2 separate regions of the Homo sapiens genome follow, and region 1 is linked to region 2. Evidence: chromatin loops called from intact Hi-C (ENCODE). Cell type or tissue: chondrocyte. All regions are shown on one strand. Each heading gives the region's core, and the rest is flanking DNA. Links, peaks and the distances in the headings are about the cores only.

Region 1 (2,912 bases), core at 183-2,682, 88 kb after region 2:
ATTCTGGGAGCGCAGGCAATGCGGAAGCACGGTGCACACAAGGATGTCCGGGGAGGGGCAATGCTGGTACTGTGAGGCTGATGGAGCCTTTTTTTCAGTCCTGCTCCCTCTCCATAGCCAGCTCCTCAGGCCACCATCAGATTTTAGGCAGGGCTCAAATGAGGAACTGGTCCATAGTAACACAAAATAACCCAGCTAGAAGGGCCCTTTACAGAGCTCTGTACTTGTCTAGGGGGTGGCAAGCTTTTTCTGTAAAGGGCTAGCCAGCAAATATTCTCCATTTTCTGAGTCATTCTGTCTCTGTTGCAACCGCTTTGCTCTTGCAGCATGACAGCCCCCATACACGATCTGTAAATAAATGGACAAGGCTGGGTTCCAATAAAACTTTATTTAAAAAAGCAGGCTGGCCAGGCACAGTGGCTCACGCCTGTAATCCCAGCACTTTGGGAGGCCGAGGCAGGTGGATCACCTGAGGTCAGGAGTTCAAGACCAGCCTGGCCAACATGGTGAAAACCCATCTCTATTAAAAATACAAAAATTAGCCGGGTGTGGTGGCAGGCATCTGCAATCTCAGCTACTCAGGAGGCTGAGGCAGGAGAATCACTTGAACCCGGGAGGTGGAGGTTCTAGTGAGCCGAGATTGTGCTATTTGCACTCTAGCCTGGGTGACAGAGCGAGACTCCATCTCCAAAAAAAAAAAAAAGCTATAGCATATCAACCCCTGTTCTAATCTAGTCTTCATTTTATAGATAGGGAGACTGAAGTTCACAGAAGCAGAGAAAATTTTCCAAAGTCTCCCAGCCAATGAGTCATGGAGACGGGAGAAGGCCCAAGGATCCCACGGAGCTTGTTTAGTGTAGTTTCCACTGCATCAGGGTAGCACTGCGTGCAATGAGAGACTTTGGCCATTCTTAGATCTTAATGCCAAATTGTACCTGGCTTGCTACCACAGGCTAAAGATTAGAAGGGCTAGAATCAACAGTTAGGTGGTGATCAACTTGGTAGAAAGCGGGTTTGTCACCATGGGCCAGGGTCATGCTTTCACTTCTGGAATTTGGTTACTGCTGGCAACTTTTTGGGAAACAGTTTTGGGAAATTATGTAAAGAGAATTGTAGGGGGTTTAGTAGTGGCCTCCAAAAAGATATGAGCATGTTCCAGAACTTGCAAATGTAACTTCTTTGTTAAAGAGTCTTTGCAGGTGCTTTAAAGTTAAGGATCTCAAGATGAGACCATTCTGGAATATCCAGGTGGATCCTAAATCCAATGACAAGTGTCCCTGTAAGAGACTGAAGAGGAGAGGACACGCTTCTCTGCCTCCGTGGGAGAAGAGGAGAAGGCCCGGCAAAGACGGAGGCAGAGGTTGGAACTCTGCAGTCACAAGCCAGGGAACATGGAAGCCACCAGGAGCTGGAAGAGTCAAGGAAGTGTCCTCCCCTGAAGCCTCTAGAGGGAGCGAAGCCCTGTAGACATTGGCTCATTTTTGGTATTTTCTTTCTTTCTTTTTTTTTTTTTTTTTGGTAAAGATGGGGCTTCACCAGGCTGGTCTCGAACTCCTGATTTCTGACTTCCAGTTCCCAAACCTGTGGGAGAACACATTTATGTTGTCTCTAGCCACCAAGTGCATGGAATTTGTTATGACAGTTACAGGGAAGTAACACGGGAATTTTATTTTAAACCCTACATTTGGCAAAAAAAAAAAAAAAAAAAAATGGGCAAAAGACACAGACAAAAGTGGGCACAGCTTTGTGAGCAAATGGCCATGGCTTTTTGCAAATAAACTTTCTAGTAGGAGAACTTACTGATGCATGAGCCCAGGCAGTGGAAACTGAAGGAAGCAGTCTGGTTGGAGGAAGCAACGTCTCCATCCCAAAATCACCATGTCTCTGAATGAGAGTTCTTTCCACACCCACACATAAGGGGCAAGAACAGTGGAGGGGCCACAGCTGGGCTGCTTCCAGCATCTGCAGGCTTCCCAGGTCCAGGGAAGAGAAGCCAAGGCTGCATGCACTGGACCATGGCGGATCACGGATTGTTGGTTCCCACCGTAGAAAACTTCCAAAGCCTGCAGTAGCCACCTCTAATCGAGTGGTTCTCTCTTGGCACAGCAAAAATGTTCACCATTGAGTACTGGGCATTAGACTCTGGCCCTGGTGCCCTCTGGCAAGTGACACTAAAAATCTCTGAGAGATATAAGAATGAAAATCAGGAGCTTGGTGTGGTGGCTTATGCCTGTAATGCCAGCACTTTGAGAAGCCAAAATGGGAGGATTGCTTGAGGCCATGAGGTCCAGCCTGGGCAACACAGTGAGACCCCATATCTACTAAAAATACACAAATTAGCTGGGCATGGTTGTGCACCTGTAGTCCCAGCTACTCGGGAGGGTGAGGTGGGAGGATCACTTGAGCCCAAGAGGTTGAGCCTGCAGTAAGCAATGATGGTGCCACTGCACTCTAGCCTGGGTGACAGAGCAAGACCCTACTCTAAAAAAAAAAAAAAAAAAAAAAAAAAAAGAATGACATCAAGATATTGTGCATTCCATCACAGGTTGATGGAACTAACTCAGGGAAACAGCAGGAGAAACTAGAAAGTATATGCAAAGCATTTACTCAGCATCAATGGAACAGCTGCCTCCTCTATTCAAAGGCAATCTCTACGATGTCCTCTCTTTGGCCCCTGCCACCCCTACCCAGGCCTTTGCTGTGGTCGTTCTCCTGCTGGGAAGCCTAACCTGTTCCTCCCTTTGTCTCTCAGTGCCATCATTCTTTTTTTTTTTTGAGAAGTAGTCTGGCTCTATCACCCAGGCTGGAGTGCAGTGGTGAGATCTTGGCTCATTGCAACTTCCGAGCTCAAGCAATTCTCATGCTTCAGTCTCCTGAATAGCTGGGACTATAGGCATGTTTCACCATGCCTG
Region 2 (2,912 bases), core at 234-2,733:
CCACACCCAGCTTAGAACCTTTTTCTGTAAATATTCCTATTAATGTAAAAAATCATTTTATTTTATGGTTAAAACAACACAATTGGGACCAGCTATCTTCAGAGTTTTAGTTTTTTAAAGCTCACATTTTTACCCTATTTCTGATATTTCTTGTCTACACTTATACCATGGATATTTCTTGTATACACTTATACCATTGATGTTCTTTGATGTTTCTTGTTTACTTGTATAGCATTGATGTTATTTAAGATTATTTTATGTGCTCTGTGGACAGATGCTTCTAATTTAATGTTTTCATTAAATTCATTTGTGTGATTTACAATTTATGACAGATGATTCTGACTTCCCAGTGAGTGACAGCAATTTTCCTTTTTGAGTAAATTTATTTAAGTAAAGACCTGACTCATATTAAAGAAAAATATGAGTACAGGGTAGTATTGACATGATATAGCGCCACAATTCTGAATGTGGTATCTAAATGACTAATGTCTGGGAAATGCTTGAAACACCTACACTGGAGATGTATAGCCAACCAACCGAATATCTTCATTTTTGTATCAATATTTGGTACCTGCCAACTTTTTAAAAATTTTATTTTAATCCCCTCCTGCTTTGTTACATTTTTGGCAAAGAGGGAATGGTCTATGGATGAGGGTTGAATGCTCGGTTCTTTTTTTTTTTTTTTTTTTTTTTCTGAGACAGAGTCTCGCTCTGTCGCCCAGACTGGAGTGCAGTGACCGGATCTCCGCTCACTGCAAGCTCCGCCTCCCGGGTTCACGCCATTCTCCTGCCTCAGCCTCCCGAGTAGCTGGGACTACAGGCGCCCGCCACCACGCCCGGCTAATTTTTTGTATTTTTAGTAGAGACGGGGTTTCACCGTGTTAGCCAGGATGGTCTCGATTTCCTGGCCTCGTGATCTGCCTGCCTTGGCCTCCCAAAGTGCTGGGATTACAGGCGTGGGCCACCACGCCCGGCCTGCCTGATTCTTTAGGAAATAGGTCTTCAGGACCCCCACACTTAATCCTGGGATGTGAAAGTGATAAGTCTCAGTCAACTTAGGTGCAATGCCTTATCCAGGTATGAATGCAGTCTTTCCCTGAGCTGAATAAAACTCAAGAATCAAAGACTCTGTTCTTGCTTTCTCAATCTGCTGTTGTCTCCACTCAGCTCACTTCCTATGGAAAGGACTCAGGTATGGGGCAGAGTCACTTCCTGCACCACACCATCAGCAAAGCTAGCTCCTCTTGGCTGGCGCAGGCCCTCTGGCTTCCCAGCTATGAGGTCACGCCAGCTGAGAATTCAATGATCTGTCTTAACCACAGTGACTCATGCAGCCTCTGGTTACCCTGCGGCTGGGACCCAGTTCCTGTACAGGAAGACATATTTTAAATGATTACATGAATGACGGAGAGTGCGCAGAGGGCTTTCAAAGATTTGGAACAACCAGCCGGAAGCGCCAAAACTTACCCGGGTTTGTTCAACCTCATTTGGTTTGAGAATTAGAAGGACTGGTCCCGACGGGTGCTCTCTGACTACTGCTAAGAATCTCTCGTCCTTTCTAGCAGTGATGGCCTGGCGGCCACACTCAGCACAAGTTAACGATTCCAAGTGCAGGAAGAAGTAAGGAGTGAGAAATAAGAATAAAATAAAAAATAAAATCCCCCTAAATTGTCGCAATTTGAAAACTTTTCTCAAATCCTCAAAGGAAGATAATTGTCTAAACTCCAGGGGCAGCTCGAGGCTCAGAAGAAAGAGTGTAGACTTATTCTAAAGAGAATGAGAGTGAGGACTGGGCACCAAACGTGCGCTAAGTGCCAGCACGCTCATTCCTTTTATGTAATCTGCTCCTCTCCTCCATTGCGTTTTTTTCTTTTAAATAGACTTTATTTCAGTTTTTGGTTCACAAGAGATACAGAGATTTCCCATATACCTCCTGTTGCTTACACATACATGCAATCACCCCGTTACCAACATCCCCCACCAGGGTGGTACCTTTGTTACAACTGAGGAACCTACATTGACCCATCATCACCACCCAAAGTACATAGCTATGTCAGTGTTCACTCTTGATGTTGTACATTCTATGGGTTTACACAAATGTACAAAGACATGGATCCACCATTATAGTATCCTATAGAGTAGTTTCACTGTCCTAAAATCTTCTGTGCTCTGCCTATTCATCCTTCCCTCCTTACCCCTGGACACCACTGATTTTTTTTTTTTTTTTTTTTTTTTTTTTTTTTTTTGAGACAGAGTCTCGCTCTGTTGCTCAGGCTGGAGTGCAGTGGTGTGATATTGGCACACTGCAACCTCTGCCTCCTAGGTTCAAGCAATTCTCCTGCCTCAGCCTCCTGAGTAGCTGGGACTACAGGTGCATGACGCCACGCCCGGCTAATTTTTTTGTATTTTAGTAGAGACGGGGTTTCACCATGTTGCCCAGGCTGGTCTCAAACTCCTGAGTTCAGGCAATCCACCCGCCTCCGCCTCCCAAAGTGCTAGGATTATAGTCTTGAGCCACCGCACCCAGTCAATCTTTTTACTGTCTCCATAGTTTGCCTTTTCCAGAATGTCGTATGGTTGAAATTGTACCATATATAGCCTTTTCACACTGGCTTCTTTCACTTTATTATAGGCTTTTGAGATTCTCCCATGTCTTTTCATGGCTTGTTAGCTTCTGTCTTTATAGTGCTGAATAATATTCTGTTGTCTGGGTGTACCACATTTTATTTATCCATTTGCCTACTGAAGGCAGTCTTGGGTGCTTTCAAGTGTTAATACTTATGAATAAACCTGCCATAAACACCCATGTGCCTTTTGTGAGACATAAATTTTAATCTCCTTTGGGTAAACATCAAGGAGTGGGATTGCAGGATGGTATGCTAAGAGGATGTTCAGTTTTGTAAGAAGCCACC

Evidence for each region. Hi-C counts contacts between places; a loop is a spot of excess contacts. Peaks named below come from ENCODE experiments on the same cell type or tissue, not always from the same donor. Only the 100,000 strongest peaks of a DNase experiment are listed, where the experiment ranks them.
Region 1: it touches region 2 in a loop (2.4-fold over the local background); 2 of 110 quality-filtered maps call a loop at or near these places.

Annotation. Positions count from the first base shown.
Region 1 is chr19:31,124,356-31,127,267 of GRCh38, reverse strand. It overlaps LOC124900621 (a long non-coding RNA gene), which reads right to left. Exons shown (of 3, transcript XR_935901.2): 3 at 1,519-1,581. LOC105372356 (a long non-coding RNA gene) reads left to right here. Exons shown (of 6, transcript XR_935899.3): 6 at 1-683. Among named protein-coding and RNA genes, the nearest start is that of LINC01791, 42 kb to the left of the region's middle. In chondrocyte, for the core only: a CTCF peak has its summit at 1,591; no DNase peak of the experiment used is centred there.
Region 2 is chr19:31,212,691-31,215,602 of GRCh38, reverse strand. It overlaps a transcript of TSHZ3 not described here. Among named protein-coding and RNA genes, the nearest start is that of LINC01791, 47 kb to the right of the region's middle. In chondrocyte, for the core only: no CTCF peak of the experiment used is centred there; a DNase peak (open chromatin) is centred at 1,323.